Regions from separate parts of the Homo sapiens genome. Here region 1 is linked to region 2. Evidence: chromatin loops called from intact Hi-C (ENCODE). Cell type or tissue: HCT116. All regions are shown on one strand. Links, peaks and the distances in the headings refer to the core of each region. The heading gives the core; the rest is flanking DNA. Region 1 has its middle 4.0 kb from the start of LINC01699. Region 2 overlaps LOC107985232 (a long non-coding RNA gene).

What was found. Peaks named below come from ENCODE experiments on the same cell type or tissue, not always from the same donor. Only the 100,000 strongest peaks of a DNase experiment are listed, where the experiment ranks them.
Region 1: a loop joins it to region 2, with 10 times the contacts of the local background. A loop is called at or near these places in 5 of 110 quality-filtered maps.

What each region holds. Positions count from the first base shown.
Region 1 is chr1:181,229,718-181,235,097 of GRCh38, forward strand. No RefSeq gene overlaps it. Among named protein-coding and RNA genes, the nearest start is that of LINC01699, 4.0 kb to the right of the region's middle. In HCT116, for the core only: a CTCF peak has its summit at 3,007; no DNase peak of the experiment used is centred there.
Region 2 is chr1:181,421,823-181,427,202 of GRCh38, forward strand. It overlaps LOC107985232 (a long non-coding RNA gene), which reads left to right. Exons shown (of 3, transcript XR_001738319.2): 1 at 1-1,613. It also overlaps a transcript of CACNA1E not described here. Among named protein-coding and RNA genes, the nearest start is that of CACNA1E, 59 kb to the right of the region's middle. RefSeq lists enhancers at 1,922-1,971, 2,951-3,040. In HCT116, for the core only: CTCF peaks have their summits at 1,930 (motif pointing left), 3,281 (motif pointing left) and 3,480; DNase peaks (open chromatin) are centred at 1,719, 1,909 and 3,269.

The DNA of each region.
Region 1 (5,380 bases), core at 62-5,061, 190 kb before region 2:
ATCAATCGATCAATCTTACTTTTTTCCCCCAGTGTTGTATCCTTGGTTCATGAATATGGTATCTTCTTTTATCTCTATGAGGATAAAATTACAGTTTAAAGAAATGTTTTCTTCTGTTTATTGCATTATTTCTTTTACCTCTGTGTTTCTTTCTTTTTCTGTTTTGGCCCTTCATTGTCATGTTTGAGAATTTCTTCCAAATATCTGGCAATTCTTGGCTGTTTATATTTAAGAGAGAGGTGTTAAGTCTCCTGGGAACTTCTGAGAGGTTTGTTGACAGGTGAGCCTCCCTAAAGCCAATACATTGCAGGCTCCCAAAGGTCAGTATCCCTATATTTTTTTTATGGCCCAGTTCCCAACAGAGAAATCCTTCATTCTCTTGCTTTGGAGTATAGCAGTGGCTGCTCAGAAGGGGAAGGGGTCTGTAGTGGAGATGGATCTCCACCTTCGAAAAAGGACATGTTGGGCCAGCTTCTGGGATTGCTGTTAGTGACGGGCCCTCAGGTGTCATCCTTTATGGATATCCAAGCTGCAGGAAGCCACCTTGCCCAAGGTCCTTCCGGTGTTGGCCCACATCCAATGGTTGATTAAGGTGGAGATATAACTGCCTGGCATTTTTGGCCCAATGTGGGCCAGTTCTATTGGCCCAACATGGGACAATTTCAGTTCTAGAGACTCCATAGGGTTGGCTAAAGCTGTCAGACTTGAGTTGCAGCTCTATTCAAGTGCTGATCCCAAGAGTACTCCCTAATAGACTTCCTGTGTGGTAAACTCTGTCTCATAGTCCACTTTCTAGGCAACCCAGTTTGCAGCAGTTTCTTGAGGAGCATTCCATAAAAGCAGATGATAAGATGGGGCTTTGGAGCTGGATCATTCACCTGTCTTCCCAAGAATAATGATCCCATCATTGCTGCTGGGTGGGGCACAGACAGTCCCTGGTACTAGTCTAGTGGTTCAACCTTTCATCAGTTGTGGGTTTGAATGGTGTACCAGTAGAAGAAAACACATTAGCTGGTGCTATCCATCAGGTGTTAGAAAAAATGAGAAAAATACTGCTATAGACACAATAGGACTGGGTGATGTCTGTCTTCCATTGCTGCTGTAATAAATTACCACAAATGTAGTGCCTTATACAACTCAAATTTATTATCCTATAGATTTGTAGGTCAGAAGTCTGACAGAGGTCTCAAAAGCCAAGACGTCAGCCGGACTGTGATTCTTTCTGAAGGCTCCAGGGGATAGTGTTCTTCTTTACCTTTCCCAGCTTCTAGTGGCTGTCCGCATTCCTTGGCTTATGGCCCTTTCCACCATCTTCAAAGTCAGCAGTAATGGGTGGAGTCCTTCTCATGCTGCTATCTCTCTAGTTCTCTGCAGTCAGGAAAAGTTATCTGCCTTTAAGGACTCATGTGATTAGATTGGGCCCACCCAGACAATCCCGTATAATCTCCCCTCCTTAAGGTCCTTAACCTTAATTGCATCTGCAAAGTCCTTTTTGACATGTAAGGTCACATATTCCATGGGCTGTGAGGATCAGAGCATGGCTATCTTTGAGGACCCTTATTTTCCATTCATAGATGGATATTGCTGAGTTTTATGAAGAGATAGAGAAAGATAACAAGAGGCTGAGAGTGGTTATCAGCCAATTTAAAGCAAGGGTTAAATCCTCCTTGGCAGCATGTAAACAGGTTGTCTTGTCTTACAGAGGGAGGACAGGAAAAGAAGGCCAGGTCCAGGCCTTAGTGGTCAGAGTGGTTGATGTCCAAAGAAGGCTAAACTCCCAAACAAGGCAGGTCTTCTATGCCAAGGTCAGGGCCCTGGCTGGAAGAGGATACAATCCTGACACATGTATATCTGGGCCAAATCTCCAAAATCTTGACTTCTCAGATTTCCCTGAACTCTTTGAGCCTGCAGAAGTTGGTCATCCCCCCTATTAAAAACTAGGATTACAGCTGGGCGTGGTGGCTCATGCCTGTAATTCCAGCACTTTGGGAGGCCGAGGTGGGCAGATTGTGAGGTCAAGAGATCAAAGTCATCCTGGTTTTGATGGTGAAACCCCATCTCTACTAAAAATTAGCTGGGTGTGGTGGTGCGCACCTGTAGTCCCAGCCACTCGGGAGGCTGAGGCAGGAGAATCGCTTGAACCCAGGAGGCAGAGGTTGCAGTGAGCTGAGATCGTGCTACTGCACGCCAGCCTGGTGACAGAGTGAGACTCCGTCTCAAACAAAACAAAACAAAACAAAAACTAGGATTACCTCCATCCTCTTGCTTGAAGACAATGCAGAGGCCTCTCCCTGCAGGATAAATTGTGTTTCTCCTCCCTCAGTATTTGTCCTGCCTCCTTTTGGCCACTGGATATGTAACCAGGGTTAAGTCACAGCACAGTCCAGCCAGGGATATGCTGAGCTTGATAAAGGAGGAAGGGAACTATCTATCTCCCCAAATCTAGCCAGCATTTACTGGCAGGAACTGGAGGAGTTCTTTAGACTGGATTCTGAGAGTGCTTGATCATGAATGCCAGAGCTTAAGATCAAATATGGAAAGCATATTGATTTGAATATGTTCACAAGACACATGATTTAATCAGATGGTGTGAACCCAAAACTAGAGTGGCTCCTAGAACTGTGCCCACCTAAGTTAGGTCAAAATGCCATAGCGGCCAAAACAAGTGGCAGAGAAAGAATTAAAAGACTCAGGGTCATAGGTATGCTCGATGCATATACCACACGAGCCCAGGAAACCCACTAGATGAGCTTACACAATTTAAGGAATGCACTGTTGAGAGAGTCACCAACATCACAAAGTTTGGTTGTGGCTCTCCTCTGTGGACCAGAGCTAATGGTAGGAGGAACCATTATAAAACTAGGCTCACTAGGCTGGGCGCGGTGGGTCTTGCCTGTAATCCCAGCACTCTGGGAGGCCGAGGCATGTGGATCACCAGAGATAAGGAGTTCGAGATAAAACTAGGGTGACTAGTAGCAGAAGGAATAGGACCCCAATACAATAGAAGCCAGGTGGCAGTATTTAGCGTCCAGAAGCCATTTATGGATGCAATAATTGTAATGCATGGCAGAATCCATTATCATGGAGGCAATTATTATAGTGAGCTGCAAGTTCAGAGTGATAGCCAAAGGGGGTCTGACTCACAGATAGTTGTGGAAATGATTAATGGAAGACAGTGTCCTTAGGGGCAAAATATATGGGTAGCAAACAAGGGTACTACTCAACTTGTACCAGCAGAAGAAATCAAGAATAGATTGTCAGAAACAGAATAGAGAGTCCAGAAATAAGTTCACACACCTAGAACAAACAGATTCTTGACAAAGAGCCAAGAACACACATTGGAGAAAAGACAGTCTCTTCAAGAAATGGTGCTGGGAAAATTGGATATTCACATGCAGAAGAACAAAACTAAACTCCTACCCCTCACCATATACAAAAATCAAATACTTAAATGTCGAACCCAAAACCATGAAACTAGTAGAAAAAAATATAGGTGAAACATTTTACAACCTGGGGCCGGGCAAGGATTTTTTAAAGAAGACCTCAAAAGCACAGTCAATGAAAACATTAATAGACAAATGGGACTGCATCAAACTAAAAAGCTTTTGCACAGCAAAGGAAACAATTAACAGAGTGAAGAGACAACCTACAGAATGGAAGAAAATATTTGCTAACTTTACGTCTGACAAGCAGTTAATATCAAATATATAGGGAACTTAAACTACTCAACAGCAAAAAATCAAAGAACCCAATTAAAAAGTGAGCAGAGACCTTAATAGAGATTTCTCAGAAGAAGACATTTGAATGGCCAACAGGCACATGAAAAAATGCTCAACATCAAAATGCAAATCAAAACAACAGTGAGATACCACCTCACTCCAGTTAGAATGGCTATTATCAAAAAGACAAAATAAATAAGTGTTGGTGAGGATGTGGAGAAAAGGGAACACTTAGGCACTATTGGGATTATAAATTAGAATAGCTACAATGGAAAACTGTGCTGAGGTTCCTCAAAAAGTAAAAATGAAACTACCATATGACCCAGCAATCCCACTCCTGGGTATGTATTTGAAAAAAAAAAAAAAAAGGCATCAGTATATCGAAGATATATCTGCACTCCCATGTTTATTGGTTCAGTATTCATAATAGCCAACATATGGCATCAACCCAAGTACCCAACAATGGATGAAAGAATAAAGAAAAAATCATATATATACACAATGAAATACTATTCAGCCATAAAAAGAACAAAATCCTGTCATTTGTGATAACATAGATGGCCCTGGAGGACAGTCTATAAGCCATTCACAGAAAGAGGAATACCATATGATTTCATTCATATGTGGAATCTAAAAAAATTAAAAGCTGACATCCTAGAAGCAAGTAGAAAAGTGGTTACTAGAGACTGGGGAGGAGAGAAAAGAGGGGAGGATGAGGAGAGGTTGGTCAATGGATACAAAGTTACAATTAGATAGAGGAATAAGTTCTGGTGTTCTATTGCATAGTAGGGTGATCATGGTTAACAGTAAGATATGGTATATTAGAAAATAGCTAGAAGAGAGGCTTTTGAACGTCCTCATCACAAAGAAATGATAAATGTGTGAGGTGACCGTCAGGCTAACTACACTGATTTGGTCATTTTACAATGTATATATGTATCAAAACATCAAATTGTATCCCATAAATATGTGCAATTACAATGTCTCAAAGTAATCATAAAAGAATATTATTATTAGAAGGAAGGATTTCTGTAAAGGAAAAGAAACAAAAAAGAATAGATGATCAGGACTGTAAGTGCAGTCACCCAATAAAAAGTCATAGTTCCTTGTCTGGTTTCTGGACGTGAGATAGTTTCCCGGACTCACTGAAGGAGAGGCAAAGTCCCCAGGAAGAAGGACATCTCTGCAGGTATACATGTTAATGATTCTACCATTCCTTCCTTCAAAGACACCTACAACCGTTTATTCTGGTAATTATATTCTGGGGAAAAAAGAATACTGAAATAGTTTGTGGCAGGTGGACATAGAGTTTGAGTTGACATAGACACCTCCCACTGCTCCTGCCCTCATTCACTCTGAGCCAGCTGCATGGGCCAGAAGTGGACTTACCTCAGGGCCTTTGCACCTGCTGTCCCCTCTGCCCACATGTCCTTCCCCCAAAGATCTGCATGGCTCCCCACCTCACCTCTCAGGGTGCCTCTGTTTCCTCTTTGTAAATGGGGTGATAACCACAGTACCCACCCCAGGGAATTGGTAGAAGTGTTGCATTAATGACATGAATTGCTATTTGTAAAGTTTTTAGAACAGTGCTGAACATGCAGGTGCACTGTATAGGTGTTTGGGACCTATAAAAACATGGAGCTTGAAATCTTAGATGATGT
Region 2 (5,380 bases), core at 205-5,204:
GCAATGGCCTGCTAACGTGTCTTTGCATCTTTGTTTCCCTAGAATAAGAGAATGTGATCTATTGACACAACAGGCAGGGACAATATGAACTCTTTTTGCTGGCTCATAAAGCCCTATCCGACCTGAGCTTTGCTTAACTCCTGGCCTCATCTACTCTCTCCCTTGTTCCCTGTGCTCCTGCCCACTCGCCTTTTATTTAGGCTATGCCTGTTTATGTCTCTACCCTGGCTCCTGCCGTTGCCTGGAATATTTCTCCAGATCTCAACAGGGTTGGTTCATTCTTGCCATTTGGACCTTAGCTCAAATGATACTTCCTCAGAGAGGCTGTCCTTCATCACACAGTCTAAAATAGACACCTGGTCACTGTGCCATATCACCTATGCAGTTGACCACCAACCCCCACAAGAATGTTGGTGCCGTGAGATCAGTGATTTGACTGCCTCGTTCACTCCATATCCCCAGTGCTGAGGGCAATGCTGACATATGGGCCCTCAGTAATTATTTGTGAATGAATATTTATGAATGTTCCGTAACAGTGGCTATGGTTATAGTTACGATCTATGTGTTCACCTGGCCTCTGATAGCCCTAGCCATACCAAACGGTCTAGTCCAGGAAGCTCAGGACACCACTGGCTCTAGGTCTAGACCAGGGTCAGCCCCTGGGGTGTGGAGATTCATGAGCTGTAAAACACAGGTTGGTTAACTTACAGGTTGTATGAGAACTGTCCTCCTTCAAGCTATTGTTTGATCACCACAGAGCCATGTCTTATTTGACTTTGGGTAAGATATCCAACCTTTGTGGGCCTCATTTTGCTCTTTTGCTAGATTGTGGATGAGTACAGCAACCTTTTTGAATTGTTATGAAGGAAAAACAGCATGTAAAGTACTTAGTCCGATGCTTGGTTGTTTTTCTCCTTGATGTCTGGTTCCTCACCTTCAGGAGCCTGTCACTTGCTATCACTTATAGTTTAACCAAAACATTAGATTGTGAATCTAACAATAGAAGCCTGCAACTTCTTGTCTACCGAGAAAGTGTACAAGAACTGCTAACTCATGCCCCCATGCCTAGCAACATGGCTTTCTCAACTTTGAAAGGATTAGAGTCATCCGTTGGTCTTAGGAACCAAAAACATTGATGCAACTCCAAATAAAAGTAGCAAACATGTATTTTTCCACTACCATAATAACCCTAATCCCCTTAATCTTACCCATCATTACTACCTTAGCCAACCCCTATAAAAAAGGTTCATATCCAAATTACGTAAAAACATCTATCGCATGTGCCTTCATCATCAGCCTCATCCCTACAACAATGTTTATATGTACAGATCAAGAAGTCATTATCTCAAACTGACAGGCATCAGAGGTTTGCCGAAGCCCAAGGTGCAGAGGTTGTAGTTAGGCTTGGGATCAGCTGTATACATCAACGGACCACAGCAGCATGTGGGAGACTACAGGAGGGAATGCACAGTGCCTGGCACAAGGTCAACAGTCAGTGCATATGAGCCATTATTATGATCATTATTATTATTCATCTGGTCTAGCTGCTTCATTTACAGGTGAGGAAGCTGGGGTCCTGAGAGCCTGGGTGACTGCTGGTGCTTTATGTGAAGGTCAGTGGACTGTGGTGAGTGACAAGGTAGGAGGAACCAGTCCTGCAAGTCCCACCCACTTCTGTCTCATGTGCCCTGCAGCTATGCTGACTTAGTAGGGGTGATCACATTCAAACAACAGTCTCACTGGCATTCACACCGCATTCAGCATCAGCAACATATTCTGTAAGGCAACACCTGTCTCAACCTTGAAGCTTTATGGGTGAATTTAAGGGCCATTGGGCCAATTTTTTTTTTTTTTTTGCTGGCCTTTTGAAAGGCGGCCAGCCTCCTGCAGATCTAGTGAGACTAAGTGGAGACCTCAGTCCACATGCTGCCACCTGCTGCCAGCATCAGACATCACTCGGGTTGTTAGAATACAGGAATCTGTGGAACCACTATTGCCAAAAGGGTGCATGGCAGAATTTGTTCTTATATATGAGTGCTTTGTTGAATTATCGGATATTTTAATTTTATTTAAATGTGTATGTTTTTAGAGGGGGCAGGAAGTCTCCAGGTCACTGTATTCCCCACCATTCCCTACTGCCTTAGGGCTATTAGAGGACTGACTTGGTCCTGAAGGCACCTGAGTTTGCAGGTCTGCAAAATCCAACCTTCTCACTCAGAGACGAGGCATTTCAGGATCCTAGGGCTGTAGTATAACAGGGTTGCAGAAACCAAAACATATGCCAGTGGAACACAGAAATCATGAGCCTTCAACACACTGGGTTATCACTAACCAACAGCAAGTTTGAAAACCACCAGCCAAGAAGAGACCGGAGCACATGCCCTGCTTTCTTGGAATTCTGAGCAGAGCAGGAAGGTGCAGAGAATCCAGAGAATTGGGCTTCCCTTAGGAACTGACACAATTTGGGTGATTTCTAGAGATTTGCTTTAAGATGATCCTTTGGGGAACTTCAGCACACACCCTTGAATTTTCCTTACCTGTCCTCCCGGGATTAGAAAAAAGAGGCTGTTTCTAGATCTGGTCTCTGGTGACTCGCCTTTCCCTTCAACCTTCCGCAGTTCTAGAAATGCTTCCCTAGAGAACTGGGTTTGAGAATAAACAAGGTGGTGCGCGAGCAGCGCGGTTTTCTGTGCTTGCAGTGGAGACCGCCTGTGACAAGGAGGGTCCTGTACTGGGAAGGAGGGGGACTGGCCCCCTGCTAAGTGCCTGGCGACTCTCATCTCTTGCAGAGAACGAATGCATAACCTCTCTGCCACTCCCTTTCTCTTTCTGAAGCCATTGGATGCCCTGAGAGAAAGCAGAGGGTTTCCATCTTTTCCAGAGCACAGTGCTGGGAGCAAGGGCTGGGGGAGATCTGTTGTCCCAGTTCTTCCCTTCTAAGGCAGGCCTTGGGGGAGGACTCTCCCCCAAGACTCTGCAGCCTGGTGCTCAAGCCGGATCGGCCCGTTCTGTGCTTCCTTTTGTGGTACCATCAGAGTCTCCTCCCTGTTTGGAGGCTCAGGTGAATCAGTCCCCTCTCTCCCACCCTGCCCTTGCGCTGGGCTGCCTCCACTCTGCTCCCATGGCCATATCTGTAGAAGGAGGCTCTTCAGTCTTCTGAACATGTCAAGATTCGGAAATTCTGCCCCCAGCCACCTTTTTGAAGAAAATGGGAAAAGCGGCGCCCTCTAGCGCCAGCTGCTCAATTTGTTTTCCCTCTTTTTCAGAAGAGATATTTTTTCTTCTTTTATGGTGCCCCCAAGTGGTTGTTTCTGTGTATTGCAGCCGCAGTCTCACTGGGATGCTTTCCGCTGTGTAGCTGGAGGGGCTGGGGCAGCCTGGTGGTCAGCACTCACATCACAAGAAAGGAAAGCGAAGCCAGGAGGAGAAGGGCCTTGGCAGGGCACGATGAGCGCCCCGAGACTCCCACCGCAGTCCAGGGCCTTCCCCCTCCCTGACCACTGGCAACCCCTTGCCATCTTTAAGGGCTTGCCTGGACCCATGGCTGCAAATGAGCCAAAGGCGTTTTCCTCTTGGATGTGAGGGGATGGGTGAAGACACGTGCAGAAAAGGAAGTGCTCATTGTGGAGGAGGTGAACATAATTGGAGGAATTCGCTTTGGCCTTTTTGGCTGAAAAAAATATTTATGAAATTGCTGTACACCCCCGCTCCCCCCCCCGACCCCAAGCAGAGTTAGACACCTATAGAATTCCAGGCACCGATGAAAAGACCTTTAAAATTAATCGCACATAACTTCTCATTGAAGGTGCAGGTGAGAAGGCTGAGGCGCAGAGAAGGAGGTGGGCGTGGGGCACCCTTCTGAGGACCCCACCTCAGCCGCTCATACCCCAGCCACACTGTCCTCCTTCTCTTCTCTTCTGCTTTTAGCTCCTTTAACCATCTTTCTCTTCCTCTTTTTCTCTCGAAGCCTGTAGCAGGGAGGGAATGAAGGCATGCAGGGTTGGCGTGTGAGTGAGGAAGAGGGCTTGTCCCCCTTTCCCCTCTGTCCCTGCCCCCGCCTCTCCTGGGGACCTCCTTGCAGACCCTCTGCAGCTGTGCTCACATCCCACTACTCAGCCTCACTGCTGTTCTAAAAAGGCAGCATTACTGCCTGCTGATCAGGTGATGAGGAACCTGCAACCCTTCCCAAATTTATAAAGAAAACAGAGGAATTCAGTAAATTCTCTTTCTGCTCTTGGAGTAGGACAGACCAGTGGTCAGTTCTGGGGACAGTGCTCCTGGTGTGGAGACAGTGTTGGCTGGACACACCCAGCTTGGGTGCACTGGGGTCAGGTGGTCAGGTCTAACTGCATCCCCCTCCTGTCACTCCATCTCAACAATTCCCCAACCCAGTCCTACCCCATCTCAACCCTTCCTCAACCCAACCTCTCTCCATCTCAAGTCCTCCCCATTTCAGCCACTATCCGTCTCAAGCCCTTCCTATGTCAACCCTTATCAATTAAACTCCTCCTCATCTGAACCCTTCCCTAACTCAACCCAGCTCATCTCAACCCCTTCCCATCTCAACCGCTTCCCATCTCAGCCACTTCACAACTCAACCCCTTCACAACTCAACCCCATTCCCATCATGGCCCCATCACAACTCAACCCCTTCCCATCTCATTCCCTTCAAAACTCAACCCCTTCCTGTCTCAACCCCTTCACAACTCAACCCCTTAACAACAGAACCCCTTCCCATCTCAACCACTTCACAACTTAACCCCTTCACAACTCAATCCCTTCCCATCTCAACCCCTTCCCAACTCAACCCCTTCCCATCTCAACCCCTTCCCATCTCTACCCCTTTACAATTCAACCCCTTCACAACTCAACCCCTTCCCATCTCAACCCCTTCCCATCTCAACCCCTTCACAACTCAGCCCCTTCCCGTCTCAACCCCTGTCAATCTCAACCCCTTCACAACTCAACCCCTTCCTATTTCAACCCCTTCCCATCTCAACTCCTTCCCATCTAAACCCCTTCACATGTCAACCCCTTCACAACTCAACCCCTTCACATCTCAACCCCTTCACAACTCAACCCCTTCCCATCTCAACCCTTCACAGCTCAACCGCTGCCCATCTCAACCCCTTCACAACTCAACCCCTTCCCATCTCAACCCTTTCCCATCTCAGCCCCTTCCCACCTCAGCTTCTTCACATCTCTACCCCTTCCCATCTCAACCCCTTCACAACTCAACCCCTTCCTTACTCAATCCCTTCCTATCTCAACCCCTTCACAACTCAACCCCTCTCCATCTCAGTGTCTCCCCAACTTGACCCTTCAACATCTCAACCACACTCATCTCAACGCCTCCCTATTTCACCCTCTCCCCATCTCA